2 separate regions of the Mus musculus genome follow, and region 1 is linked to region 2. Evidence: chromatin loops called from intact Hi-C (ENCODE). Cell type or tissue: gastrocnemius. All regions are shown on one strand. Links, peaks and the distances in the headings refer to the core of each region. The heading gives the core; the rest is flanking DNA.

Region 1 (15,810 bases), core at 5,556-9,555, 130 kb after region 2:
GACAATGTCTGGGAACCTTGTTTCAGTTTTGTTCTCGATGCTATAGGCAAGTTATTTCTTTCTTTCTCTCTCTCTCTCTCTCTTTCTCTCTCTCTCTCTCTCTCTCTCTCTCTCTCTCTCTCTCTCTCTCTCTCTCTGCCTCTCTGTACTCATGTAACTTTCCTTTTCTTCATTACACACATACAAATATTAGTACCACACACACACATGAACACACATACAGACACATACCCATAAAAACACACACACACATGAGTGCATGCATGCACACACATACACCTGCACACTCCACCCACTCCTACACACACACACAGGCACACACACACACACACACACACACACACACACACACACACACACAAACTGCCTTGATTCCTACTGGTTTGTGGGCACTGATGTCAAGTCTACTGCCAGACTTCCAGAAACATATTGATGTGCCTACTTCTCTTTGTGACTCTAGGTATCTGTTCTTCCATCTCTGATCCTACGTGTATCTTTGCAAAACTGTCAGCAGACAGACTGTTAGTCTCTTTGTCCAACTGCTAAACTGTATCTATGTCCATGGGTATTAATCCTTCCCAAGTAATGTAGAGATAAACCCACAAAGTTGATTGGGGGAGAGATATTGATTTATTTTTGAAGATGTTTTGAGAATTGACATGGGACAAAAGTTAAGGTGTGGAAAACTCTGTAAAGAAGTCCAGTGAGAATGCCAAGATTAGCTGCTGGGAAGTCTGCCCGGAGCCCTAAACCCAGGGTGTACCATGTGGCAGTCCCTGGAGGGAAGCGCCTGTGTGTCCAGTCAATCCAAGTCTCAGTTGCAGGTTTTCTGGTGGTGGAAATCATCTGGGGTTCACCTTTTATAGAAGCACTTTCTGTAGTCCTTCAGGGCCTTGGCCATGAGAGGAGCAGGTCTTTTAGCAGGGCCCTTTTTGGTGCCTCTTTCTCCAAGGAGAAGGCAGGAAGCCCTCTGGGCTGGAGGATGGGCAGGAGCCTCAGGAAGACTGTGCATATTTTGGGCAGAGGCAGCCCCAGTGGGTCCTGGCTGTCCTTGTTGGCTGGGGCTCTTGAGCTCGGTGATGAAGGAGACCATCATCGTCTGTCTGGGTTGAGGCCTCTTGGCTCTTGTGCTTTGGAGGCGGCCTATGACAGTTTGCATCCTCTCCCAATGGGACCCCTGAAGCTGCAGGACAATGGGGGCCTCAGGCTGGCTGTAGGATTCCTTGCACCTGTGGCCCTGGGGCCAGGACTTCTCTTCTGGCTGCCCAAGCCCAACTTTGTCCTTGCCAGCTTGGCAGTGAGCACCATCTCTGTTACCAGTGCTCTTCTGCTGGGGTCCTGCTGCAGGCCTGCAACCTGAATAGACTTGGGTTCTGTGCTGCTTCCTGAGCTCCCACATCCAAGCAGAGGCTTCTTGATCTTGCTGGGAGGAAAATGTCTCCTGGGCAAGATCCCATTCCAACCAGGCTTGGCTCCTGGAAGGAGTCTCTGGAATGGTGCTGGCAGCAATGGGACTCAGATCCATGGAGCTTCCAGACTCATCTCGAGGCACCTTTGCAGGAGGACTCTGGGCCTCGGCTGGACACGGGGGTTCCCACCTCTGCCTCTTGCCCCGTGGCTGCTCCGAAGAGGAAGGAGAGCAGCACTCCCAATTGAGGCAAGCCCAGGAGGAACCAGCTCCAGGGGCTTCCTCCTGCTCCCAGTTGCCTGGTGGCTGGCACTTTCTGTGCCCACCAAACACAAGCCCAGTGGGCTCCTGTGGCCCAGCCCCTGGCTTTCTGGAGAGGGGCTTGGCCCCTTCCTGCTGCCAAGGCTCCTCCAGGCTCGCCCTGGACATTCCTAGGTGCATCAGGTTCTGGACATCTTGCTGCAGCTCAGGGCTCCAGTTTTCTCCTGGATGCGGGCTTCGAATGTGAGGTGCCCTACGGTTGGACCTTTGGTGCGATTTTCGGCTCTGGCTTAGGCAAGAGCTGCTGCCTGGGCAGCAGCTGCAAAGCCCAAGGAAAACCTCTTTCCCATGTCCGCGGACTTCCTGGGATGCTTGCTCCTGGGGCTTCTCTTCTGGGGAGGTGCTCCGGCCCTCCGTTGTGAGGCCCTTCTCCAAGTCAAAGTCCTGCCGGGCCTGCTCAGGGTGGGGTCCAAGCAGGAACCCAGTGGACCACTGGGCCACTAAGTCCTTTACAAAGGGCACGAGGAGCTGCTGTTTCTTCAAGGACTTGATGGTTTCTCTGAAGCCAATCTCTGCAAGGCAGTCACACAGAGAAGGAAGAGAAGACATTTTCTTCAGCGTTTTGTAGATCTTTCCTGGGTCGGTCTCCTGGCAAAGGCGATCCAGCAGCTTCTGCAGAACACCTGCCTCGGAGCTAGTCTCCATGACCACTCCCGAGGACAGGGCTGGATTCTCTAGGTTCGATCTGCACGCCAGACTCACCTTGTGACCTGCCTCTAGTCCGGTGTGTGCTCTCCTGAGCAGAGAGAGAACACCTACAGACAGAAGCTCACAGCTTAGAAGCCCTTGCCTCTGTCAGGCATCCCCTTTTATAACTGCCACTAACAGGTGGGACCTCACCCATGCCCAGTCTCAAGATGGCTGTCACACACAGGCATGGAAGCCACGCCCAGTCGCCAAATCTCAAGGTTTCCTGTAGGCCTCCAAACAAAGACCTGATGGAAAAAATTTACATATCTATCTATCTATCAATCTATCTATCTATGTAAATGAAATAAAGCAATCAACCAACCAAAAGCAAAACCACAACCAGCACCAACACCAACACCAACACCAACACCAACACCAACACCAACACCAAAACCAACTAAGTAAACCAACAAACAAAACAGGATGGAATCTGTTCTCCTCATACATTTCCTCATACTGCAAAATGGCGACCCGGCCATGTGACCTCCACCCACTGAACCTCCTTAGGGCAAATTCCTTTCCTTTGTAGGAAAACTTATTGGAGGCACCTGTTTGCTGCAAGCCTCTTGCTGCTTCTTCCCACAACCTTGTAGCCAATGGAAGTCCACACAGGTGCATAGAACCAGGTGCACAGCCACACCTTTGTATTTCAGGGTTGTAGATGGGATTCTGTGCCTCTGTGTCTAGGGTTATCTGCACCTTGCCTTGAATTCATCCTCTTTGGACCTTTGCCTGCTTCTCTGGCTCATGCCTTCTCTCTTTTTCTCACTATCAATATTTTATCTCTCTTTTCTCTCTCTCCTTTACACACTATGTGTGATTACCCAATACTCACTATACAATTGGTGGGTATACTGCTGGTTTTCCCCTTGGCTTTTGCTGACACCAACACGTGTCATTGCTTGCATCCCTAGGACTCTCTAAAGCATGCTTTAAGTTTAAGTGCCAATCCATCTGAGCTCTTACCCTAAGGAGAGACAATGTCTGGGAACCTTGTTTCAGTTTTGTTCTCGATGCTATAGGCAAGTTATTTCTTTCTTTCTCTCTCTCTCTCTCTCTTTCTCTCTCTCTCTCTCTCTCTCTCTCTCTCTCTCTCTCTCTCTCTCTCTCTCTCTCTGCCTCTCTGTACTCATGTAACTTTCCTTTTCTTCATTACACACATACAAATATTAGTACCACACACACACATGAACACACACACAGACACATACCCATAAAAACACACACACACATGAGTGCATGCATGCACACACATACACCTGCACACTCCACCCACTCCTACACACACACACAGGCACACACACACACACACACACACACACACACACACACAAACTGCCTTGATTCCTACTGGTTTGTGGGCACTGATGTCAAGTCTACTGCCAGACTTCCAGAAACATATTGATGTGCCTACTTTTCTTTGTGACTCTAGGTATCTGTTCTTCCATCTCTGATCCTACGTGTATCTTTGCAAAACTGTCAGCAGACAGACTGTTAGTCTCTTTGTCCAACTGCTAAACTGTATCTATGTCCATGGGTATTAATCCTTCCCAAGTAATGTAGAGATAAACCCACAAAGTTGATTGGGGGAGAGATATTGATTTATTTTTGAAGATGTTTTGAGAATTGACATGGGACAAAAGTTAAGGTGTGGAAAACTCTGTAAAGAAGTCCAGTGAGAATGCCAAGATTAGCTGCTGGGAAGTCTGCCCGGAGCCCTAAACCCAGGGTGTACCATGTGGCAGTCCCTGGAGGGAAGCGCCTGTGTGTCCAGTCAATCCAAGTCTCAGTTGCAGGTTTTCTGGTGGTGGAAATCATCTGGGGTTCACCTTTTATAGAAGCACTTTCTGTAGTCCTTCAGGGCCTTGGCCATGAGAGGAGCAGGTCTTTTAGCAGGGCCCTTTTTGGTGCCTCTTTCTCCAAGGAGAAGGCAGGAAGCCCTCTGGGCTGGAGGATGGGCAGGAGCCTCAGGAAGACTGTGCATATTTTGGGCAGAGGCAGCCCCAGTGGGTCCTGGCTGTCCTTGTTGGCTGGGGCTCTTGAGCTCGGTGATGAAGGAGACCATCATCGTCTGTCTGGGTTGAGGCCTCTTGGCTCTTGTGCTTTGGAGGCGGCCTATGACAGTTTGCAGCCTCTCCTCTTGGGACCCCTGAAGCTGCAGGACTCTGGGGGCCTCAGGCTGGCTGTAGGATTCCTTGCACCTGTGGCCCTGGGGCCAGGACTTCTCTTCTGGCTGCCCAAGCCCAACTTTGTCCTTGCCAGCCTGGCAGTGAGCACCATCTCTTGTTCCAGTGCTCTTCTGCTGGGGTCCTGCTGCAGGCCTGCAACCTGAATAGACTTGGGTTCTGTGCTGCTTCCTGAGCTCCCACCCCCAAGCTGAGTCTTCTTGATCCTGCTGAGAGGAAAATGTCTCCTGGGCAAGATCCCATTCCAACCAGGCTTGGCTACTGGAGGGAGTCTCTGGAATGATGCTGGCAGCAATGGGACTTTCCTTTGATGAGTATTTAGTATCCTTCCCTACCTCTTCTGATTGTGTTTTGTTTTAGGTCTATTTTGTCAAATATTAAAATGGCTACTCCAACTTACTTCTTAAATTATTTTCCTGGAATGTCTATTTAAACCTTTGGTACTATTAATATGAAGTTGTGCTTCTTGGATGTAACAAAAGTGTGAATCTGCTTTTATATTCATTCTGTTAGTCTGTGTCTTTTTATTGGGAAATTGAGATCACTGACATTGAAAATTATCTTAATGAGCAGTGTTAGTTAAGTACTTTTATTTTGTTTTATGGTGATGGTAATGATAGTAATGGTGTTGATGGCATTAAGTGTGTGTGTGTGTGTGTGTGTGTGTGTGTGTGTGTGTGTGTGTTTCTCCTCCTTTGATTTGATGGTTGGGGAGTATCTATTCCTTGAATTTTCTTGGATGTGGTTAACTTCTTTGGGTTGATGTTTTTCTTCTAAGACTTTCTTCTAAGGCTGAATTTTTAGATAGATAGATAGATAGATAGATAGATAGATAGATAGATAGATAGATAGATAGATAGATGATAGATAGATAGATACATAGATACATACATACATACATACATACATACATACATACATACATACATACATACTTTAGTAGATAGTATGCTGGGCTGACAACTATGGTCTCTTAGAATCTACAGATCCTATGTCTAGGTCTTTCTGGCTTTTTGTGTCTCCAATGAAATGTCATGTTTTATTCTAATTGGTCTGCCTGAATATTTTATTTCAGCAGCTTGTTGGGTCTTTCAGAGGGCAGTCATGTTAGAAACCTTTTTGTGAGCACTCCATACCCTCAGTGATAGTGTCAAGCCTTGGGGCCTCCCCTTGAACTTGATCCCACTTCGGGCCTGTCACTGGACCTTATTTTCCTCAGGCTTCTCTCTATTTCTGTCCCTGCAGTTCTTTCAGACAAGAACAATTAGGTGTCAAGAGTTTTGACTGTTGAATGACACTTGATCTTCCCCACTTGGTGCCCTGTCTTTCTGCTGGAGGAGGGCTTTACAAGTTCCCTCTCCTCACTGTAGGGCATTTCATCTAAAGGCCCTCCCTATGAGTCCTGAAAGTCTCTCACCTCTTTTTTAAACACAGCAAAGGAATCCAGAGAGCTGCCTCTTTCTAAGCACAGACAATAGCTAGCTGTGTGGGATCTGACTCTGATATAAACATCCCATCACAATTGGGGCTAAATTCACTCCTCCCCAGGCCGAACTAGAACTCAGAAATCTGCCTGCCATTGTATCTGACAAGCTGACTCATTAGTGCAGTTCCCTTGTTTTTTTTTTTTTACATGTGTGAAGTCCCTCATGCAATTCATATTGCAAACTTATATTTTGCATAGCAAATAAATTATATGTTCATGAACCCATGTTTTAAGAGTGCTTTCCCATATCTTTATGGGCTGTACTAATGGTCACAGCATTTACCATTTTTCTAGGGAACACTTGACACACCCTCAGTTCCTGAACTTTTGCTGCTTCTAATTATCATGGTGTCATTAACTTTGGTGGGGGCAAATTCCCTTACAGCCTTGGCAGCAAGAACATCTCCCAAAGACGGGACATAAATTAATTATTTACATTATTAAACAAACAATCCCCACACCCACACCAACCTTCAGTACTCATGAAGGCCCAAGTCATGCCAGCTCTGCTCTAGGGGCAACAAACTGTGTCATGCCTTCCTTTCTACAGCCATGCAGAACTTGACAGTTAACATCATTTTTTTGCTATTTTTTTCTGCAGCACATGACCCACTGTTTAAGAATCTGTGATTGATAAAGTTTCCTCTCTGGGATTTGGAATATGTTTACTTACATAAATTCCAGATTTCCACACTATTATTCAACTACAAATTTTCTTTCAAACTAATTTATTTTTGCACTCCATATACCATTCCCTTCCCCCCATCCATAATTCAGTGGCTCCACATCCCACACCTCCTCCCTACAGCCCCTGTCTCCATATGGATGCCCTCACCCCCACCACACCTGACCTATAAACTCCCTGGGGCTTCCAGTCTCTTGAGAGTTAGGTGCATCATCTCTGAATGAACACAGACCCCGAAGTCCTTTACTGTATGTGTGTTGGGGGGCCTCATATCAGCTGGTGTATTCTGTATCTTTGGTGGTACAGTGTTTGAGAGATCTCAGGGGTTCAGATTAATTGAGACTGCTGGTCTTCCTACAGGGTCACCCTTCTCCTCTGCTTCTATTACCCTTCCATAATTCAACAACAGGGGTCAGCTGCTTTGGACCGTTGGTTGGGGGAAAATACTTGCATCTGACTCTTTCAGCTGTTTGTTGGGTCTTTCAGAGGGAAGTCATGATAGGTCCCTTTTTGTGAGTGCTCCATACCCTCAGAAACAGTGTCAGGCTTTGGGACCTCCCCTTGACCTGGATCCCATTTTGGGTCTGTCACTGGACCTTCTTTTCCTCAGACTCCTCCCCATTTCCATCTTGCAATTCTTTCATAAAGAAACAATTATGGGTCAGAGATATGACTGTGGAATGGCAACCCCATTCTTCACTTGATACCCAGTCTTCCTGCTGGAGGTGGGCTCTATAAGTTCCCTCTCCCTACTGTCAGGCATTTCATCTAAGGTCCCCCCCCCCTTTGATTCCTGAGATTCTCTTGCCTCCCAGGTCTCTGGTACATTCTGGAAGCCCACTCACTCACCCACCCACCCTTTGCCCAACTTCCTATTTACTGAGGTGGCCTGTTTCTATTTTCTCAGCTGGCCCTCAGGGATTCAATCATTTTTCCTCATCCAATACCAGATCAGCTTCCACACCCACCTTGTCCACTTTCCCTCCTAGGTCTCTCCCTCCTTCCCCACTTGTAGTTGCTTTCTTCTCTCTCCCAAGTGGAACTGAAGCATCCTCACTTGGAGATTTCAGCTTTTTAACCTTTCCCAAGATACAGTCCACAGAACTCAACTACTAATTTAAAATCCAGTAAGACACTCAAAGATGAATCTCCTTTCTACAAGAAATTCTTTTCCTTCAAATTCCCTCTGAACACCATTTTTTAAACAATTTTTATTAGATATTTTCTTCATTCACATTTCAAATGCTATCCTGAAAGTCCCCTATACACTCCACCCGCCCTGCTCCCCAACCCCCCCACTCCCACTTCATGGACCTGGAATTCCCCTTTACTAGGGCATATAACCTTTGCCAGACCAATGGCCTCTCCTCCCAATGAGGGCCGACTAGGGCATCTTCTGATACATATGCAGCTAGAGACATGAGCTCTGGTGGTACTGGTTAGTTCATATTGTTGTTCCTCCTATAGCGTTGCAGACACCTTCAGTTTCTTGCGTATATTCTCTAGCTCTTCCACTGGGGCCCTGTGTTCCATCCAATAGATGACTGTGAGCATCCACTTCTGTATTTTCCAGGCACTGGCATAGCATCACAAGAGAATGCTCTTTAAGGCCTGTCAGCAAAACTTGCTGGCATATGCAATAGTGTCTGGGTTTGGTGGCTGATTTTGGTATGAATCTCTGGGTGGGGTAGTCTATGGATGGTCCTTCCTTCCACCTCAGCTCCAAGCTTTGTCTCTGTAACTCCTTCCATGTGTATTTTGTTCCCCATTCTAAGGAGGAACAAAGTATCTACACTTCGGTCTTCCTTTTTTTTTTTTTTTTTTTTTTTTGATTTTCATGTTTTTTTGCAAATTGTATCTTGGGTATTGTAAGTTTCTGGGCTAATATCCAGTTATCAATGAGTGCATATAATGTGAGTTCTTCTGTGATTCAGTTACCTTACTTAGGATGATATCCTCCAGATGCATTCATTTGCCTAAGAATTTCACAAGTTAATTGTTTTTAATAGCTGAACAGTACTACATTGTGTAAATGTACCATACTTTCTGTATCCATTCCTCTGTTGAGGAACATCTGGGTTCTTTCCACCTCTTGGCTATTATAAATATGGCTGCTTTGAACATAGTGGAGCATGTGTCCTTATAACAAGTTGAAACATCTTTTGGATATATGCCCAAGAGAGGTATTGCTGGATCTTCCTGTAGTACAATGTCCAATTTTCTGAGGAATCACCAGACTCTTTTCCAGAGTGGTTGTACCAGCTTGAAATCCCACCAGCAATGGAGGAGTAATCCTTTTTTTCTACATCCTTTCCAGCATCTGCTGTCACCTAATTTTTGATCTTAGCCATTCTGACTGGTATGAGGTGAAATCGCAGGGTTGTTCTGATATGCATTTCCCTGATGACTAAAGATGTTGAACATTTTTTCAGGTGCTTCTCAGCCATTTGGTATTCTTCAGTTGAGAATTCCTTGTTTAGCTCTGTACCTCATTTTATTTTTAATGGGCTTATTTAATTTTCTGGAGTCCATCTTCTTGAGTTTTTTTTTTTTTTTTTGTATATATTGGATGTTAGTCTGCTATCAAATTTAGGATAGGTAAAAATTCTTTCCCAATCTGTTGGTGGCCTTTTGTCTAATTGACTGTGTCTTTTGCCTTACAGAAGCTTTGCAATTTTATGAGGTCCCATTTGTCAATTCTCGATCTTACAGCACAAGCCATTGCTGTTCTGTTCAGGAATTTTCCCCCTGTGCCCATATCTTCAAGGCTTTTCCCCCACTTTCTCCTCTATAAGTTTCAGTGTCTCTGGTTTTATATGGAGTTTTTGATACACTTAGACTTGAGCTTTGTACAAGGAGATAAGAATGGATTAATTCTTCTACATAATAACTGCCAGTTGTGCCAGCACCATTTGTTGAAAATGCTGTCTTTTTTCCATTTGATGGTTTTTTCTCCCTTGTCAAAGATTAAGTGACCATAGGTGTGTGAGTTCCTTTCTGGGTCTTCAGTTCTATTCGATTGATTAACCTGTCTGTTACTGTACCAGTACCATGCAGTTTTTATCACAATTGTTCTGTAGTACAGCTTGAGGTTAGGCATGGTGTTTCCACCAGAGGTTCTGGTTTTTTTTGTTGTTGTTGTTGTTTTTTGTTTTTGTTTTTGTTTTTGTTTTTTTTTTTTGGTTTTTCGAAACAGGGTTTCTCTATAGTTCTGGCTGTCCGGGAACTCACTTTGTAGACCAGGCTGCCTCGAAATCAGAAATCCACCTGCCTCTACCTCCCAAGTGCTGGGATTAAAGCTTGCGCCACCATCCCAGCGGTTCTGTTATTTTTGAGAACAGTTTTTGCTTTTCTAGGTTTTTTGTTATTCCAGATGATTTTGCAAATTGCCCTTTCTAACTAGGTGGGTGAAGAATTGAGTTGGAATTTTGATGTGGGTTGCATTGAATCTGTAGATTGCTTTTGGCAAGATAGCCATTTTTACTCTATTAATCCTGACAATCCTTGAGCATGGGAGATCTTTCCATCTTCTGAGATCTTCTTCAATTTCCTTCTTCAGAGATTTGATGTTCTTATCATTCAGATGTTTCACTTCCTTAATTAGAATCACACTCAGGTATTTTACATTATTTGTGAGTATTGTGAAGGGTGTTGTCTCCCTAATTTCTTTCTCAGACTGTTTAAACTTTGTGTAGATAAATGCTTCAGATTTGTTTGTGTTAATTTTATATCCAGCTACTGCATTGAACCTGTTTATTATATTTAGGAGTTCTCTGGTGGAATTTTTAGGGTCACTATCATATCAATTGCAAATCGTTGTAGTTTTACTTCTTCCTTTCCAATTTGTATCCCCTTGATCTCCTTTTGTTGTGTAATTTCTCTGGCTAGGACTTCAAGTACTATATTGAATAGTTAGGGAGAAAGTGGGCAGCCTTGTCTATTCCCTGATTTTAGTGGGATTGCATCAAGTTTATCTCCATTTAGTTTGATGTTGGCTACTAGCTGAGAATCAGCATCTATCGAGATGATCATGTGGTTTTTGTCTTTGGGTTTGTTTATACAGTGGATTGTGTTGATGGATTTCCATATATTAAACCATCCTTGCATCCCTGGAATGAAGCCTACTTGATGATGATGGATAATCATTTTATGTGTTCTTGGATTCGGTTTGCAAGGATTTTATTGAGTATTTTTGCACCAATATTCATAAGGGAAATTGGTCTAAAGTTCTCTCACTTTTTTTTGTTTGTTTTTTTATGGGATTTAGGTATCAGAGTAATTGTGGCTTTATAGAATGAATTGGTTAGAGTACCTTCTGTTTCAATTTTGTGGATTAGATTGAGGAGAATTGGAAGTAGGTCTTCTTTGAAGGTCTGAAAAAACTCTGCACTAAACCCATCTGGTCTTGGATTTTTTACTTTGGGAGACTATTAAGGACCGCTTCTATTTCTTTAGGGGGAAATGAGACTGTTTGAATCTTTAATCTGATCCTGGTTTAACCTTGGCACCTCATATCTGTCTAGGAAATTGTTCATTTCATACAGGTTTTCTAGTTTTGTTGAGTATAGCCTTTTGTAGTAGGATCTGATGATGTTTTGGATTTCTTCAGGTTCTGCTGTTATGTCTCCTCTTTCATTTCTGATTTTGTTAATTAGCATAATGTCACTGTGCCCTCTAGTTAGTCGGACTAAGGGTTTATATAACCTGTTGATTTTCTCAAAGAACCAGCTCATGGTTTGCTTGATTTTTTTTATAGTTCTATTTGTTTCCACTTGGTTGATTTCATCCCTAGGTTTTATTATTACCTGCTGTCTACTCCTACTGGGTGAATTTGCTTCCTTTTGTTCTAGAGCTCTTAGGAATGCTGTCATACTGCTGCTGTATGCTCTCTCTAGTTTCTTTATGGTGACACTCAGAGATATGAGTTTTACTGTTAGTAATGCTTTCATTGTGTCCAATAAGTTTGGGTATGTTGTGGCTTTATTTTCTTTAAACTCTAAAAAGTCTTTAATTTCCTTGTTTATTTCTTCCTTGACTAAGTTATCACTGAGTACAGTATTGTTCAGCTTCCATATATATGTTGGCTTTCTAGTATTTATGTTGTTATTGAATATCAGCCTTAGTCCATGGCAATCTGATAGGATGCATGGAATAATTTGAATAATTTTGTATCTGTTGAGGACGGTTTTGTGGCCAATTATATGGTCAGTTTTGGAGAGGGTACCATGAGGCGCTGAGAAGAAGGTATATCGTTTTATTTTAGGATAAAGTGTTCTGTAGGTATCTGTTAAATCCATTTCTTTAATAACTTCTGTTAGTTTCACTGTGTCCCTGTTTAGTTTCTGTTTCCACAATCTGTCCATTGGTGAAAGTGTTGGTGTTGGAAAATTGTTTTCCAGCCTTTCACTCTGAGGTAGTATCTGTTATTGTCCCTGAGGTAGGTTTCCTGTATGCAGCAAAATGTTGGGTCCTGTTTACATAGCCAGTCTATTAGTTGATGTCTTTTCATTGGGGAAATAAGTCCATTTATATTGAGAGATATTAAGGAAAAGTAATTGTTGCTTCCTTTTATTTTTGTTGTTAGAGTTGGGATTCTGTTCTTGCAGATCTTTTTTAGGTTTGTTGAAGTATTACTTTCTTGCTTGCTCTATGGCATTATTTTCCCTCATTGCGTTGTAGTTTTCCCTTTTTATCCTTTGAAGGGTTGAATTCAGGGAAAGATATTGTGTCAAATTGGTTTTGTCATGGAATACCCTGGTTTCTCCACATATGGTAATTGAGAGTTTGGCTGGGTATAGTAGCCTGGCCTGGCATTTGTGTTCTCTTAGTGTCTGTATAACATCTGGCCAGGAACTTCAGGCTTTCAAGTCTCTGGTGAGAAGTCTGATGTAATACTAATAGATCTGCCTTCATATGTTCCTTGATCTTTTTTCTGTACTGCTTTTAATATTCTGTCTTTATTTAGTGCATTTGTTGTTCTGATTACTACAAGTCAGAAAATTTTTTTCTGGTCCACTCTATTTGGAGTTCTGTAGGCTTCTTGTATGTTCATGGGCATCTCTTTCTTTGGGTTAGGGAAGTTTTCTTCTAAAATTTTGTTGAAGATATTTACTGGCCCTTTAAGTTGAAAATCTTCATTCTCATCTACACCTATTATCCTTAGGTTTGGTCTTCTCATTGTGTCCTGGATTTCCTGGATGTTTTTAGTTATGATCTTTTTGCATTTTTCCATTGTCTTTGATTGTTGTTCCCATGTATTCTGTGGAATCTTTTGCACCTGAGATTTTCTCTTCCATCTCTTGTATTCTGTTGCTGATGCTCTCATCTCTGTTTGCTGATTGCTTTCCTAGGGTTTCTATCTCCAGAGTTACCAATGGAATAGATTTGAAGACCCAGAGATGAACCCACACACCTATGGTCACTTGATTTTTGACAAGGGAGCAAAAACTGCCCATGGAAAAAAGACAGCATTTTCAACAAATGGTGCTGGCAAAACTGGCAGTTATCATGTAGAAGAATTCAAATTGATCCATTCCTATCTCCTTGGACTAAGGCCAAATCTAAGTGGATCAAGGAACTCCACATAAAACCAGAGACACTGGAAGTTATAGAGGAGAAAGTAGGGAAAAGCCTCTAAGATATGAGTACAGGGGAAAAGTTCCTGAATAGAACAGCAATGGCTTGTGCAGTAAGATCGAGAATCGATGAATGGGACCTCATGAAGTTGCAAAGCTTCTGCAAGGCAAAAGACACAGTCAACAAGACAAAAAGACCATCAACAGATTGGGAAAGAATCGTTACCTATCCTAAATCAGATAGGGGACTAATATCCAATATATATAAAGAACCTAAGACGGTGGGATCCAGAAAATCAAATAACCCCATTAAAAATGGGGATCAGAGCTGAACAAAGAATTCTCACCTGAGGGATACTGAATGGCAAAGAAGCACCTGAAAAAATGTTCAACATCCTTAATCATCAGGGAAATACAAACCAAAACAACCCTAAGATTCCACCTCACACCAGTCAGAATGTGTAAGATCAAAAATTCAGGTGACAGCAGATGCTGGTGAGGATGTGGAGAAAGAGGAACACTCCTCCATTGTTGGTGGGATTGCAGAACCCAGATGCCCCTCAACAGAGGAATGGATACAGAAAATGTGGTACATTTACACAATGGTGTACTACTCAGCTATTAAAAAGAATGAATTTATGAAATTCCTAGGCAAATGGATGGACGTGGAGGGCATCATCCAGAGTGAGGAAACACAATCACAAAGGAACTCTCACAATATGTACTTACTGATAAGTGGATATTAGCCCAGAAACTTAGGATACCCAAGATACAAGATACAATTGCTCAGCACATGAAACTCAAGAAGAATGAAGACCAAGTGTGGACACGTTTCCCCTTCTTAAAACTGGGGACAAAACACCCATGGAAGGAGTTACAGAGACAGTGTCTGGAGCTGTGATGAAAGGATGGACCATCAAGAGACTGCCATATCCGGGGATCCATCTCATAATCAGCTTCCAAATACTGACACCATTGCACACACTAGCAAGATTTTGCTGAAAGGACTCAGATATAGCTCTCTTTTGTGAGACTATGCCGGGGCCTAGCAAACACAGAAGTGGATACTCACAGTCAGCTATTGGATGGATCACAGGGCCCCCAATGGAGGAGCTAGAGAAAGTACCGAAGGAGCTAAAGGTATCTGCAACCCTATAGGTGGAACAACATTATGAACTAACCAGTACCCCTGAGCTCTTGACTCTAGCTGCATATGTATCAGAAGATGGCCTAGTCGGCCATCACTGGAAAGAGAGACCCATTGGACTTGCAAACTTTATATGCCCCAGTACAGGGAAATGCCAGGGCCAAAAAGTGGGAGTGGGTGGGTTGGGAAGTGGGGAAGAGGGTATGGGGGATTTTAGGGATAGCATTGGAAATGTAAATGAGGAAAATACCTAATAAAAATTATAAAAAATTATCAATTTATGTTTTTTCTTGTCATTAAAATAATGTTGAGAGGTAGGTAACTTTTTTAAGAATTTGCATAGATATCCTACATAAAACAGCACCACCTGTGTTCTTCATACAATTTTTACGAACAGATTTTTGTTTAAAGGAGATATTTTATATCATTATTTTCTGTTTTTGAAATATAAGGCATTTTATAAAATGATCTTTAACATGTATTTCTCACTTAGTCTTACATCATTGTTATCTCCTCTCAAGGATTCTAAACACATGAATGAAGAGTTCTATCAACTCTCATCCATCTTGCTTTTGCTCCTCTGTCTATTTTTTTATGCAGGGATATTATGATTCACCCAGACTGATTACATACTCAAATAGAATAAAGTAACAATTTTAAAATAAGCTCTCTTCTGATCAGCAAACTATTTTATATAAAGAGAATTTTCTCAAATCTTAACATGAGATATGTTTATCTTTGTGTTGCCAAGGACAAAGCACTGCCCAACTCTAGTATATGTATCTCAATATTATTTAGGAGCATTATGAATATAGAGTGTACAGAATCTCAAAGACATAAATATTCCCTAGTCATTTAAACATTAGGCAAGCAGACATTGGACAAAATAACATCAATTACATGTTTAAATGGGAAATAGTAAGCTGAATGAAAACACAATCTTAATAGAGAAAGTTCTTCTAACACTAGCAAGTACTCCCTGCTGTGCATTCTGGTGCCTGCTACCTCCCATTGCTGCAAGAGCTGAAAATATAGAAAAAACCTACAACTGCACTCAGAACTTAAATTCCAGAACAAAAGCCCTCCATCAGAGTGTCTACAGCCTGTAATTTCAGGTTTATCACAGGAATTGAAATATACTCTTTAAGTTTTGCAAGTCTCACCACTAAACCTTAAGATTTTAAGGTCCGAAAATGTTTCTATTCGAATCCCCTTGAATTCTGTTTGAGTAGAGCAAAAGGACTCCTTTCTACAAATTAACAAGTATTTTACTAAATAAATAAATGCTATTATAGCTATTCTAACAGTAAAT
Region 2 (15,810 bases), core at 7,491-11,490:
CCATCTTAGATCCAATGCAAATGTCATGTACTGACAATTGGGACCTTTTGAGGCATATCAGAAGCCTGTAGTGTCTCTCTCTCCATCTCACTTTTTCCTTAACAAGGTTAACTTCCACATCTAGCAAGGTCATCCTTCTGTTTCTATTTAAAGGTTAAGATTGTCCAAGAGGAACAACATGGTGTGCAACTGTAGAGTCTTGACATTTTGAGGGATGAGGAATGCCTTGTTTATCCCTGTCATAGACCTGTTAATACATATCTATTGGGGTTCCTCATTAGAGTGTAGTTGAGGCAAAGCATATTGGCCACCGCTGACTTGATGAGCCTTGGTCTAATTGGTGAAGTCCTAAGTAACTATCTGAGCCAATAGGATGAAATCCTCTGAGCACATATCTTCTGTTAGACAAAAGCCTACCATCTCTGAGGCCAGAATTAATGAGTTGTTAAATGAAAAGGCTAGAGTAGAGAGGATGGGGAACTAGATTGTATTGTCACAGTACATGGTAGGCAATAGGGAATCCCAACTAACAGAAACAAAAATGGCACATTCCTTATAGCAGCATAAAAGAGTGGCTGGGTATGTGCTTGAGAATTGGCCATGATTATAGCACACATCAGTAGGAAAAGGGTATAAGGTCCTGTATTTGGTCCTTCTGGAGACATTCTCTGTGCCTATTTTACAAGAACTTCAGGTGGGGACATAGTTACCACCTATGTTGTTCTGCAAGGCTGTCCTCAGTGGTCCCATTTGCTCTACCTGTACTGCTGGCAGTACAGGACTTGATAAATCTGCCAGCAATACAAATGGGCATATGTGGTCCTTCTGGAAAGACACAAACAAATCCTGGTCCCATTGTTGGCAGAAGGGCTGGACCCTTCCTGGGTCTGTAGGGTTGGGTAGAGATCTTGCTTGTCAAAATTTAACACTTTTCTATTAATTTATCCCTCCAGTCAAGTCCCCCATATCCCCACTGTTTGTTTAATAGAGGAGTGGAGACTGCTCAACAATATCTTGGCCTTGAGGGTTATGGGGAACTACAGTTGAGTGGGAAATACCAGTCCTAGCAAAAGGAGGCAAAGAATGCACTAATGTATGCTGGCCCATTGTCTGCCTTTATAACATAAGGAACATGCATGTCCAGCATAGTTGTTCTCATGGAGGGTATCACCATCTTGGCATTTTCTTTGGGTTGCACTACAGCAAAAACTTAAGAGAAAAATTCTATACGGACATATTTTGAACTCCCAAATTCAGGGATGTGAGTGACATCAAATTGCCTTAATGAGTTAGGCAAAATGAATAAAGGCATCAGAGGTTTAACATCCACAGGCTGCCATGGTGCCAAAGGGATGAGCAGGCTGTAGGCTGAGCAGGCACACACTAAATGTTTGCATGGGGGTGGAGTAACATTAGAGAAAAGTCTATGTAATAAATGGGCAAAATTTTGGAACCATGCATGTAGGGATTGCACTACTTCTAACTGGATGATAAAAATGTCGAAAACAGCTGGTATATTTCTCAGTTGCCTTACAGGATTAAGATTACCTAGTAGATTAAGATGAAGATGAGCATGTTTGATATAAAAGTGTGAGACCATTTGCTCATTGATTGTATTGTATCATAGTCAGGTGTAAGGGTCGACCAGAGGGCTTGACAAAAGCTGATGGTAGAGATCTGATTAAATTGATGGCATATTGGCTATCCCTGAAGATGTTGATGTTCCCTAGCCAATACTCAGTAAAGTTAAAATGTAAAGTAAAGTTAGCAATTCACCTAATTAAACTGGACTGTTGAAGTATTATTTAAACACTTTTGGAGTAGAGTTATTCAAGCTATATATGACAGAACCCAAACCATTCTTAGAGGCATCCATGAAGTCACAGGCAGCCTGTGGGATGGGCCTTTCAGAAACAAAATGCCTATTGGATATGCTCATGATAGGCAAGTTGGAAAAAAATTCATGGTTAGGGAAATGATTATCTAACTTCCCATGATGGCTAACAAGTAATTGCTGAGCTATATGGTGAGAGTTAAATGCCCACAAAAGCAAACCCTGAGTAAAAGGTATTACAGTTAGGCCTGGGTAATGATAAAGAAGTGGTAAAGAGGTTTTTTTAGCCCCATGAAAGCTGTTAGAAATGAACTATCAACAAAATGGTTAACAGTGGGTGCTAAGAGCAAGACAAGTGAATTCAATGTAGTATTATGTCAGGGCTCTGGAGAACTCCAGTAGGGAGGTCCTGTGTTGGGAGGACAAGGCCCCATACTTCTAAATATGTGTTAAATCAATGAAGGAAAGCATCATGAAGGCCCTCATTAACTTTGGCCAAGACTTCCATGGCTTCAAAGGTGATACCAATTAATTCTTTGGGCCCTCTAGATTATTTTTAATAGTTGGAATATCAGAGTCAATTGTCCCAAAATAATGAGGTGATAGGCAAGTAGGGAAGGATCCATGTTAAAAGATCGGTATAGAGGCTAACATAAGAAATATTGGAAAGGTGAATTGCAGTTTTAGGAGCTAAATAGTATCAGATGTTTTAACAAGTATGGCTCCTGGCACTGTCCCTTTTCAGCACCAACATAGAGCCCCACATTTTTGAGCACTTAAGTTATTTTTTGTAACTTACCACAAATCCCTACTTTGTGGTATGACCAGTGAGAATGTCCCATTGTTCTAATCCTCCAGGCAGGATCCAGTCTGGCTGGTCTTCCCTAAGCCACTGAGCCTTGGGGATAAGGACAGGAGTGACCTCAGTATCAGGTGGCTGTGCTGGGTCAGGTGGTAGATGAGTGAGATCAGATTGAAACTGGGAAATCATCAAGTTCCTTTGCCAATGCTGCTCAACTGCTGCCCACAGTGGGAGGGGAGAGTCACAAGGCTGGCCGAGCAGCACCAACACATAGGTGACCTACAATCAATACCAAGAAGTACGAAAGAAAAATGTTCATCTGCTGCAGGCCCATGAGAGATAATTAAGTATTTTCAGTAACTTTCCTGACAGTGATCATGGAGCAAAGGGAGACCTGAGCAGTCCCTACAATGGAACAGCAGGATAACTATAATTATTCTCTCCCTGAAAAGCTTTAGTAAGTGGAGGGGATGGTCACTTGTCTAGTTAAGTTACCTGTCTGAAAATCTCAGCCTTATAGTAAAATCCTGTCTTACATTGTAGAAATTTACCCCTGACAATACAGATCTCATAAATAGATTTCCAATCCTGTAGGCTATTCAGAGTCATTGCCTTGGATTCAACCATCTGCTCCACAAACAGAGAATATAGCCCATTCTCAGCAACTGTTTTCTATATTTCTGCAGCCCCTCCATAAGAGTAAGTTTCCCAGGTTCTCTGTGAGGGACCACTTCCCACGGGAGGATGTAAGATTCCTGGAAATGCTGGTAGAGATGATTTCACTCCACATTGATTTTCAACGTCTGTCTGTCTGACGCAGCAAAATCTGCTGGATCAGCTGGCTACCTCATTATATACAGAGGCAGCTGTGCCCTCTGAGCTTTATGGAGGAGCTATTGGGAGTCAGACCCAGAATTTGCAAAGCAATACTGGCGTTGGCTATGGATCTAGTACAGAATCACCAAGGCAGCTCAAGATAGTGCCTGCTACCATCCATAGACATAAGTCCAGAACTTTCTCATAAAAGGTATTGAGTATCTTTTTAGAACATGTCATCTGTCTACTCTCCAAGGATTCTTTCAAAACCTTCAATTGACTTCACTTTCTCTGAGAGCTGGCATTGCCCATTTTCTTTGGAGAAGTCTACTTATCTGCTTTTTGTCATACAGAACTTTTGGGAGTCCCTATTCAGGCACCAGATGTGGGAACAGGACTGAGGATGGAGGTGGAGGCGGAAAGATGATGGAGCCAGATGATTTATCTCTGAAAATCAGACTCCTGGAGAAATCTGAGTGGTGGAATTCTGAATTTATTGCCTGGTGCATAAGCTTATATACATTGTTTGAGGTAATCCCAAGTCCCTAAATTCTTGGCCAATTTTATCTAACCATACTGTCACCACCACCATATGCCCCCTGCCTGATAAGGTAATTCAGGAGGGGTGGAGGATCATTGTCACCCATTAGGTCTTGAGGTAGATAGAAGCAGTTATTACTCTGGCCTTGGTAACCTTTTGCTGACTCACTGATATTCTGGGAGCCATCTTAGATCTAATGATGTGTACAACATTCAGGACTCTTCAAGGAATGGCATCAGCTTGTGGCACCTCTCTCTCCATTCACTCTTTCCTTCTCAACATTGACTCCACAACTCCCACACATATTATATATTCTGACTACAGTTTCCCTTCTGTCTACTCCTTTCACTTCCCCCAATTTGTCCTCCAGTTCAGATTTACTCTTTTCTATCTCTCATTAGAAAACAAGCAGGCATCTAGTTGATAATAATGATTAACAGAGTATAATAAAATACAGTATAATATGATGATAAGATAAGGTGACACAAAAACTAATACATTAGAATTAGAAAAAAACACTGGAAGGAAAAGAGCCCAAGGGAAGTCAAAAAAGAACTCACTCATTTCACACTCAGACAACACTGACAAACAATAAATCAGTATCCATAATATATGTGGAAACTATCTATACATTAAAAGCAAAGAAGAAAACAAGTAAAAATAAAGATTTTTTAAATAAAAAATAAAATGCCTTGACACAACATAATGAGACAAGGCACCTCCAAAATATAGCTGTTCTTTTCTATTGGCTATCTATGCTAGCCAAGCACAGAAGAAAGGACATGCATGGTATGTACTCACTAATAAATGGACAATAGCCAAAAAAAAAAATTACAGAATACCCAAGATACAGTCTATAGAAATCAAAAAGGTCAACAAGCTGAAGGGCCCAGGTGAGGACACCTTAGTCCCACTTGGGAGGGAGAAGAAAGCAACCACAAGTGGGGAGGGAGGGAGGGACCTGGGAGGGAAAGTAGATGGGGGTAGAGGAAGAGGGGAACCTGAGCTGGTACTGGGTGAGGGAAAAAGGACTGAAGCGGGTTAGCAGAAAGAATAGAAACAGGCAACCTCAGGAAGTAGGAGGTTGGGAAGTACCAGAATGTATCAGAGACCTGGGAGGTACAAGACCCTGACAGTAGGGAGAGGGAACTTATAGAGCCCACCTCCATCAGTAAGACAGAGCATCAAGTGAGGGATGGGGTTTCTATCCCATAGTCAAATCTCTGACCCATAATTGTTCCTGTCTGAAAGAATTGCAGGGAAGGAAATGGAGAGGAGTCTGAAGAAAAGGTCAAGTGACAGGCCCAAAGTAGCATCCAGCTCAAGGGGATGTCCCAAGGCCCGACACTGTTACTGAGTCTATGGAGTATTCACATAAAAGGACCTATTATGACCACACTCTGAAAGACCCAAGTAGCTGTAAAAGTCAGATACATATTTGCACCTAACAAATGGACAGAAGCTGCTAACCCCTGTGTTTGAATTAGTGAAAGGCTGGTAGAAGCTGAGGAGGAGGGCAACCCTGTAGGAGGACCAGCAGTCTAAATTAATCTGAACCCCTGAGATCTCTCAAACACTGGACCACCAACCAGGCAGCACACACCAGCTTATGTGAGACCCCCCTCACATATACTACAGAGGACTGCCTGGTCTGGGTTCATTCAGAGAAGATGCACCTAACCCTCAAAAGACTGGAGGCCCCAGGGAGTTTAGAAGTCTGGTTGAGTTAAAGATGAGTGATAGGCACAGGTCAGTTGGGAGGAGGTGTGGGAGGTGGAACAGTCAAAGGTTGGCTGGGGAGAGGGGGTGAGGGAAATAAAATCTGGAGTGTAAATAAATAAATAAACAAATAAAAGTTTTTTTTTTTAAAGAGTACTTTACTTCTACACTGAGACTCCCTTAGAGGGAACTAAATGTTTATTTGCAAATAGTTACCAATTGACAATCACTTCTGGGCTAGGCAAGGATGCATATGTTCACTTCTCTTTTCATCGCTGATCCTCATCTAGTACAGAACCTTGAAGGCTCTGGGCATGCTACCTCCATCTCTGTGGGTTCATAGGTTGGCCTATCATATTGATTTAAAAAACCATGCTTGTGTGGTATCCTTCACCCACCTGGCTATTATATGCTTTCTGCCACCTCTTTCATTGGGTTCCCTGAGCCTTGAGGCCAGGGATTTGATGAGGACATCTCTTTCAGAAATGTGTGTTACAAGGTCACAAATTCATTGTGCAGTGTCTGACTGTGGGTCTCTGTATTTATTCCTGTACCCTTCAGGTGAAAATTACCCTGATTTTGGCTAAGAAAGCACAAATATATGAGTATAGAAAAATGTCATTAAAAGTCATTTTGTTCCTATTTTTTATTACTTTTGTTCAGAATACTACTCTTTTATTTTATCCTAGGTCCATAAGCTATCTAGTCTCAAGTTCTTGGTCACTCAAGCCATGTTGAAATGGAATAACCTTGTAGGGTGGGCCTTCACTAAGATATTTTTTACTTCTACAAGCTTTGTGCTGACATATCTTGACATGAGGACAGTAATATAGATTTAAGGATTCATGGCTGGGTTTGAATTTACATTTATCCTTTGGGATCATGTCTAGTCTCTTCCTGTACCCAAAACTCTACCATGTAGGTGAAAATACTCTATTTAATCACCAGTTCAACTTCTTCATGTTTAATGAATTGTGTAGATTACTTCTTTCAGCAAAGGAGCCTGGGTATCAGCTTGTGGAGCACAATCTATTGTCTTGGCAACAATTTGGGATGTTTGGGGGTGGAGGGAGGTCCCATGGAACCACTTTAGACAAATCAATTAGATATAACCCAATCAAGATACTGAAAGCTTCCTTTGGAGACAAGGGATGGCCAGTGAGAGCTGTATCCTCCAGTGTTTGGCACATGATTTTAAGTACTATTCATATATGTATATACTTTAGCATACTTCTACTGTATTAAACTTCAATACTAACCTGAAATAGCTTTGAATTTCAGCTACCCTCCCTATATTCCCTCTCTCACCCTCTTCTAGACATGATCCTCCCATTCCAGCCCAACTCCCAGCCATACCTAACTATTTTATTTATTTCTTACCTCCCTACTCCCAATGCCATACATATTACATATCCTCTGTGGTTCTACTGGTTGTAACTTGGTTGTCATTGACTTACTAGCTCATGTCCACATGTAATTAAATACTTACCATACTTGTCTTTTTGATCCTGTCACTGAGTATGATGTTTTCTAGCTACATCCAATTAGATGGGAATACATGATTTCATTTTTCTTAAGGGGCTGAGTAATAATGCATTGTGAAAATGTACATTTTCTTTATCCATCTTGTGATATGCATATGGGTAGTTTGTAAGTTCTGCCTACTATGACTAGAAAGGCAATGAACATGATTAAGCAAGTATATCTTGAGGTAGATTTATTTGCAGCTTCCTGAGGGACTGTCACAGTGATCTCCATAGTGGCTGTACAAGTATGTACTCCCCTTACTCCACATCCTCCCCAGTAAAGTTGTCACTTGTTTTATTTATCTTAGCTATTCTTATGGGTGTAAGATTAAATTTCAAAATAGCTTAGATTTGCATTTCCCTGACAACTAAGGATATTGAACATTTCAAGCGTTTCTCAGCCATTTGAGTTTCCTCTTGTGAGAATTCTCTGATTAGATCTTTACCCCATTGTTTATTGGATGACTTATTTTCTTAATATATGCTTTTATAAGTTCTTCATATAATTTAGATATTAGCCCTCCCTAAGATGTGTGGTTGGTAAAACTTTTTTTCCTATTCCATAAGAAATTGCTTTGCTTAAGGACTCTGAAGGGCTTCTAGAGATCAATTTATTATTGATTACAGTGACTGTGCTAACAGTGTTTCCTTATGCCAATGAATTCCAGGCTAGTCCCCTCTTTCTCCTATATCAGGTTCAGTGTATCTGTTTTTATGTTGCAGTTTTTGAACCATCTAATCTTAAGTCTTGTGAAAGATGGTAAATATAGATCTATTTGGATTCACTACACACCACTATCCTGTTTGACTAACACCGTTCAATTGAGAATGTGTCTTTTTTTTCCCCCGTAGGGAATATTTCAGACTTCATTATCAAAACATAGGTATCCATACATATGTGGATTTACATATGACTTATCAATTTGATCTCTTTGATCAATGTATCAATGTATCTGGTAATATAGCTTAAAATAAAGTATTGTGATAACTCCAAAAGTTATTTTATTATTGAGGATGGATTTTTCTTTCCTGTTGTTGTTTTTGGTAGAATGGTTGGTTGGTTGGTTTTAGTCTTCATTTTCATTTATTTTGTTTCATTTTGTCTGTTTAATTTTGGCTGGTGTGTGTGTGTGTGTGTGTGTGTGTGTGTGTGTACTCGTACGAAGATGAAAATTATTCTACCAAGATCTGGAGAGAGATTTATGAGAATTTTATGGATAGTGTTTGAATTGCTGTTGCTAGGTTAGCCATTTTTACTATATTAATCCAACAATCTATGAACAGAAAAAATTCTTCCCAACTTCTGATATCTTCTTCACTTTCTTTCTTCAATATCCTAAATTTTTTTTTATACAATTCTTTCACTTTTTTAGAGTTATCCCAAGATATTTTAAGATTACTTGAGGCAATTGTGAAAAGTGTTGTTTTCTTGATTTCTTTCTCAGTCTGTTTCTTATTTGTATACAGGAGGGCTGCTAAATTTTCTGTTAATTTATATACTGCTGAAAGTGTATTTCAGTTGTAGGACTCTTGTAGTGGAATTTTCAAGGTTTTATATATATATATACACACTACTATGTTGTCTACCATCAAAAAATGTATGTTCTTCTTTCTCTCCAAACTTGCTTTGAGATTCTCCCCATTTCAGTTGATGGTAGCGATGAGCTTTTTGTAAACTGCTGCTATTATGTTGAGGTGTGTCCATTTTAAGTCTAATCTTTCTAAGAATTTTATCAGGAAGTAGTTTTTGATGTTGATAAAGGACTCTGCTGATTCTAGGAAGATGATCATGTGTTTTTTGTCTTTCAGTTTGTTTATATGGTAGATTATGTTTATTACATTACAATTTTGAACCATCTCTTTATCTGTGGTATGAAATCAACTTGAGCATGGTTTACAATGTTTTTTATGTGTCTTTGAATTAGATTTTTGGGTGTTTTACTGAAAACAGTATACATCTGTGCTCATCAGGGAAAATTGGTCTGTAATTCTCTTTCTCTTAGTTTTTATGCAATTTAGGTATCAGGCTAAATGTGGCCTCATAAAAAGAAGTGAGCAATGTGTCTTCTGTTTCTGTTTTGTTGAGAAATTTGAGGCATTATGGAATGAGCTCCTCTTTGAAAGTCCAGTGGAATTCTGCAATTAAACTACATGGCTCTGAAGAGTTTTTGATTGGGAGTCTTTTAATTAGTACTTATTTTTAAATATGGGTTATAGGCCTGTATACATTTCTTATCTGATTTTGATTTAACTTTAGTAGGTGGTGTGCATGGAGAACATTAACCATTTCTTTTTAGATATTCCAATTTGATGGAATACAGGTTTTTAAATTATGTCCTTATAATTATCTATTTTTTTGATGTCAAAGGTTAAGCTCTCTGTTTCATCTCTAATTTTATTACTTTAGCTAATCTGTTTCCAACTCTTAGCTAACTTAGATAAGAGTTTGTCAATCTTTTTGAATTTCTCAAAATATTTGCCAACACTTTACATCATTGGTTCTTTATATTTTTGTGGTTTGTGTGTGAGTGTGTTTGTTGTTGTTCTTTCTAGCCTGTTTATTTTAGCCCTCTATTTACTATTATTTTATTGTTATCTACTTTTAATCTTGATTTCTTCTTTTGGTTCCAGAGCTTTCAGGTGTGATGTTAAATTACTAGCGTGGGATCTCTCTCTTCCTCTCTCTCTCTCTCTCTCTCTCTCTCTCTCTCTCTCTCTCTCACACACACACACACACACACACACACACACACACACACACACACACACACACACACTCCCCCTCACTCTATGTAGGCATGAATGCTGAGAGCATGCCTCATAAAACTACCTTCATCGTGACCCATAGGTTTGGGTATGCTGTGTATCATATACATTTAATTCTTCAAAGTCTTCAATTTATTAAGTTCTACCTTTACCTGATTTTATTCAGTAGTGAATTGTTCAGTTTTCATGAGTTTGTAATCTTTCCATTGATGTTTTATTCTTGCTATCCAGCTTTAATCCATGGTCATCTGATAAGATGGAGGTTATTATTTTAATTTTGTTCTATGTGTTGACACTTGCTTTATGTTTGATTATGTGGTCAATTTGGAGAGTCCTCTACAAGGTGCTAAGAAGGTATGCTATAGTGGTGAAGGGACCAAAGTGTGCTGCAAATATATGTTATGTCCATGTGATTTATAGCATCAGTTAGCTCCAGAGTTTCTCTGATTAGTTTTTGTCTGGGTGACCTGTATATTGGCAAGAGTGGGATATTGAAGCATTGCACTATTAGTGGTTGAGGCTCACTATGTAATTTATTTATGTTACTGTAGTATTTATTTCATGAACTTTCTTTTACTTATGCTTGGTTCATACATACTAAGAATTGTCATGTCTTCTTGGTAGTTTTTTTTTTTTTTTTTCCTTCGATGAGTATTTAATGTCCTTCTCTACCTCTTCTGATTGTATTTGGTTTTAGGTCTATTTTGTCAAATATTACAATGGCTACTCTAACTTACTTCTTAAATTCTTTTCTTGGAATGTCTATTTATATCTTTGGTACTATTAATATTAAGTTGTGCTTCTTGGATGTAGCAAAAGGGTGGATCTTGCTTTTATATTCATTCTGTTAGTCTGTGTCTTTTTATTGAGAAATTGAGATCACTGATATTGAAAATAATCTCAATGAGCAGTGTTAGTTAAGTATTCTTATTTTGTTTTATGGTGATGGTAATGGTAGTAATGGTGTTGGTGGCATTAAGTGTGTGTGTGTGTGTGTGTGTGTGTGTGTGTGTGTGTGTGTTTCTCCTCCTCTGATTTGATGGTTGGGGATTATCTATTCCTTGCATTTTCTTGGATGTGGTTAACTTCTTTGGGTTGAAGTTTTTCTTCTAAGACTTTTGTAAGGCTGAATTTTTAGATAGATAGGTGGATAGATAAATAGATAGATAGATAGATAGATAGATAGATGGATGGATGGATGGATGGATGGATGGATAGATAGATAGATAGATAGATAGATAGATAGATAGATAGATAGATAGATAGATATTTTGGTAAATAGTATGCTAGGCTGGCAACTATGGTCTCTTAGAACCTATAGATCCTCTGTCCAGGACTTTCTGGCTTTTTGTGTCTCCACTGAAATGTCATGTTTTATTCTAATTGGTCTGCCTTAATATTTTATTTCAGTGGCTTGTTGGGTCTTTCAGAGGGCAGTCATGATAGACCGCTTTTTTTGTGAGCACTCCATACCCTCAGTGATAGTGTCAGGCCTTGGGGCCTCCCCTTGAGCTGGATCCCACTTTGGGCCTGTCACTGGACCTTGCTTTCCTCAGGCTTCTCTCTATTTCTGTCCCTGCAGTTCTTACAGACAAGAACAATTAGGAGTCAAGAGTTTTGATTATGGAATGACACTTGATCTTCCTCACTTGGTGCCCTGTCTTTCTGCTGGAGGAGGGCTTTACAAGTTCCCTCTCCTCACTGTAGGGCATTTCATCTAAAGTCCCTCCCTTTGAGTCCTGAAATTCTCTCACCTCTTTTTTAAACACAGCAAAGGAATCCAGAGATCTCCCTCTTTCTATGCACAGACAATAAGCTAGCTCAGATCCACCTCCTGAGTCCCAGGGTCAGAGCCCTCCCTGGAGGCCAATTCTCCTCTGGGAGGGAAGGTCTCCAGGTGACTGTATCCCAGCTATGTATCACTCCTGGCTGAGGATGAAGGCCCGAAGGGACCCTGTCCAAGAAACTTTGCTGCTTCTGATGCCCATTTGCTCTCCTAAGTAGATTTGTCTCAGTGATCCCAAGATCCTACGTGCGCTAGGGCCTGCCGAGATTGTGCCCAAAGTGGCTTGGTGCTAGCACTGTCCAGAATGAACCCCAGCCAATGGTAGGGTGGGTTTTCTTTGTCCCTGTTCCTGCTGGCAAAAAACCCTATGGGTTTTTGCACTCCACTCACCAATGATCTCAAGATCCTGGGTGTGCTAGGGTGCCTATGGTGTGGAGAGTCCTCTGGGGACCTTTGGACCCTCTGCAGAGTTCGAACCCAAGATCCTGAACACTGTTTTTCATTTTATACTTTAAAATTTTAATTTGACCATATTTTTGCTGCATTATTGCTGGGCATATAGCTGTCTGCATTCCCTAAAACATAGTGGGTAGGAGCAAAGTACATTCTTTTTTTTTTTTTTTGTGCAGATGTACAAGGACAGTTTTACATGAGAAAAATTTGAGCAGTAATATATGACCTATATTTCACATCAGTTTTTTATTGGAGAAGATATCAAAGACTTTAAAAGATAATTTAGGATTTTTTTCCTTTTCACTGTGTCCAAATTAGTTTCAAAGACAATATAATGTTCCTTTCAGTTAGCAAAGTTTGAAAAAAAAATACTTTTAACTGAGTGTTCATTAAAGTCTAATCTGAACATTGAAGTTCATACTATAGGTCAGGAAAAACATCTACAACTTTTGAAAATGATTACAGATAGGATTAGATCTATTTCTCACTTAGTCTTACATCATTGTTATCCCCTCTCAAGGATTCTAAACACATGAATGATGACTTCTATTAACTATCATCCATCTTGCTTTCGTTCCTCTGTCTATTATTTATGCAGGGATATTATGACTCACCCAGACTGATTACATCCTCAGATAGAGTTCTGAATAAAGTAACAATTTTTAAATCAGGTCTTTTCTGATCAGCAAACTATTTTATATAGAGAGAATTTTCTCAAATCTTAATATGAGATATGTTTATCTTTGTGTTGCCAAGCACAAAGCACTGCCCAACTCTAGGATATATATCTCAATATTATTTAGGAGCATTATGAATCTAGAGTGTACAGCTCAAAAACATGAATATTCCCTAGTCATTTAAACATTAGGCAAGCAGACATTGGACAAAATAAAATCAACTGCATGTTTAAATGGGAAATAGTAAGCTGAATGAAAACACAAACTTAATAGAGAAAGTTCTTCTAACACTAGCAAGTAAACCCCGCTGTGCCTGCTGGTACCTGCTGCTTCCCATTGCTGCAAGAGCTGAGAAAATAGAAAAAAACCAACAACTACACTCAGTACTTAAATTCCAGAACAAAAACCCTCCATCAGAGTGTCTACAGCCTGAAATTTCAGGTTTATCACAGGTTTTGAACTATAATCTTTAAGCTTTGCAAGTCTCACCATTAAACCTTAAGAATTTAAGTCAAGAGGCCCCAGACATCCACCACTTTCCTGGACAGAGGAAAGGGGTCCACCCGGCACGGGAGCGTTTGCCTGTGCATCAGCAGCAGACATCTTGGTTCCAGGACCCCGCCGAGTGTATTCTGAACAGGTAAGAGTATGGAATACAGAAGCTAAAAGATTCTGGGAAAGGCAGGAGCCACAGAGCTTCTAAGGCAGCCCCCTTTTCGGGCCCCAGACAGCGGGCCACTTTCCCGGCCAGAGGATAGGGATTCGCCCGGCCCAGGAGCGCTTTGCCTGAGCATCGGCTGCAGACATCTTGGTTCCAGCCCTCCTCCGAGAATATTCTGCACAGGTGAGAGTGTAGAATACAGAAGCTAACAGCTTCTGGGACAGGCCAAAGCAACTCAGCTTTGGGACAGGTCCTGTTTTGGGCCTTCGTCTTCGGACAGGAGGGAGGTCCTAAGGCCAGATATCTGTATACCTTTCCTGTAAGAGGAGAGCTTGCCTGCAGAGAGTGCTCTGACCACTGAGACTCAGAGGAGAGATCTAGTCGCACAGGTCTACTGATAGAGGCTAACAGAATCACCTGAGGAACAAGCTCTAACCAGAGACAACTATAACAACTAGCTCCAGAGAATACCAGATGGCGAAAGGCAAACATAAGAATCCTACTAACAGAAATCAAGACCACTCACCAACATCAGAATGCAGCACTCCCACCCCACCTAGTCCTGTGTACCCCAACACAACAGAAAAGCTAGACCTGGATCTAAAAGCATATCTCATGATGATGGTAGAGGACATCAAGAAGGACTTTAATAACTCACTTAAAGAAATATAGGAGAACACTGCTAAAGAGTTAGAAGTCCTTAAAGAAAAACAGGAAAGCACATCCAAACAGGTGATGGAAATGAACAAAACCATACTAGACCTAAAAAGGGAAGTAGACACAATAAAGAAAACCCAAAGTGAAGCAATGCTGGAGATAAAAACCCTAGCAAAGAAATCTGGAACCATAGATGTGAGCATCAGCAACAGAATACAAGAGATGGAAGAGAGAATCTCAGGTGCAGAAGATTCCATAGAGAACATTGGCACAACAATCAAAGAAAATACAAAACCCAAAAGGATCCTAATTCAAAACATCCAGGAAATACAGGACACAATGAGACCAAACCTATGGATAATAGGAGTTGATGAGAATGAAGATTTTCAACTTAAAGGGCCAGCAAATATTTTCAACAAAATTATAGAAGAAAACATCCCAAACCCAAAGGAAGAGATCCCCATGAACATAAAAGAAGCCTACAGAACTCCAAATAGACTAGACCAAAAAAGAAATTCCTCCCAACACATAATAATCAGAACAACAAATGCAATAAATAAAGATAGAATATTAAAAGCAGTAAGGGAGAAAGGTCAAGTAACATATAAAGGCAGGCCTATCAGAATTACACCAGACATTTCACCAGAGACTATGAAAGCCAGAACAGCCTGGCCAGATGTTTTACAGACACTAAGAGAACACAAATGCCAGCCAAGGCTACTATACGGGGCCAAACTCTCAATTACCATTGATGGAGAAACCAAAGTATTCCATGACAAAACCAAATTCACACATTATCTTTCCACGAATCTAGCTCTTCAAAGGATGATAACAGAAAAAAACCAATAAAAGGATGGAAATCATACCCTAGAAAAAGCAAGAAAGCAATCCCTCAACAAACCTAAAACAAGACAGCCACAAGAACAGAATGCCAACTCTAACAACAAAAATAAAAGGAAGCAACAATTATTTTTCCCTAATATCTCTTAATAACAATGGACTCAATTCCCCCCCAAAAAAAGACATAGACTAACAGACTGGCTACACAAACAGGACCCAACATTCTGCTGCTTACAGGAAACCCATCTCAGGGAAAAAGACAGACACTACCTCAGAGTGAAAGGCTGGAAAACAATTTTCCAAGCAAATTGTCTGAAGAAACAAGCTGGAGTATCCATTCTAACATTGGATAAAATCGAATTCCAACCCAAAGTTATCAAAAAAGACAAGAAGGGACACTTCATACTCATCAAAGGTAAAATCCTCCAGGAGGAACTCTCAATTCTGAATATCTATGCTCCAAATGCAAGGGCAGCCACATTCACTAAATACATTTTAGTAAAGGTCAAAGTACACATTGCACCTCACACAATAATAGTGGGTGACTTCAACACACCACTTTCACCAATGGAAAGATCACGGGACCTTCTCCAAAATTGACCATATAATTGGTCACAAAACAGGCCTCAAAAGGTACAAAAATATTGAAATTGTCCCATGCATCCTATCAGACCACCATGGACTAAGGCTGATCTTCAAAAACAACATAAAGAATGGAAAGCCAACATTCAC

What was found. Peaks named below come from ENCODE experiments on the same cell type or tissue, not always from the same donor. Only the 100,000 strongest peaks of a DNase experiment are listed, where the experiment ranks them.
Region 1: it touches region 2 in a loop (8-fold over the local background); 19 of 42 quality-filtered maps call a loop at or near these places.

Annotation. Positions count from the first base shown.
Region 1 is chr8:55,468,269-55,484,078 of GRCm38, reverse strand. No RefSeq gene overlaps it. Among named protein-coding and RNA genes, the nearest start is that of Gm51595, 12 kb to the left of the region's middle. In gastrocnemius, for the core only: no CTCF peak of the experiment used is centred there; no DNase peak of the experiment used is centred there.
Region 2 is chr8:55,602,878-55,618,687 of GRCm38, reverse strand. No RefSeq gene overlaps it. Among named protein-coding and RNA genes, the nearest start is that of Gm51600, 70 kb to the right of the region's middle. In gastrocnemius, for the core only: no CTCF peak of the experiment used is centred there; no DNase peak of the experiment used is centred there.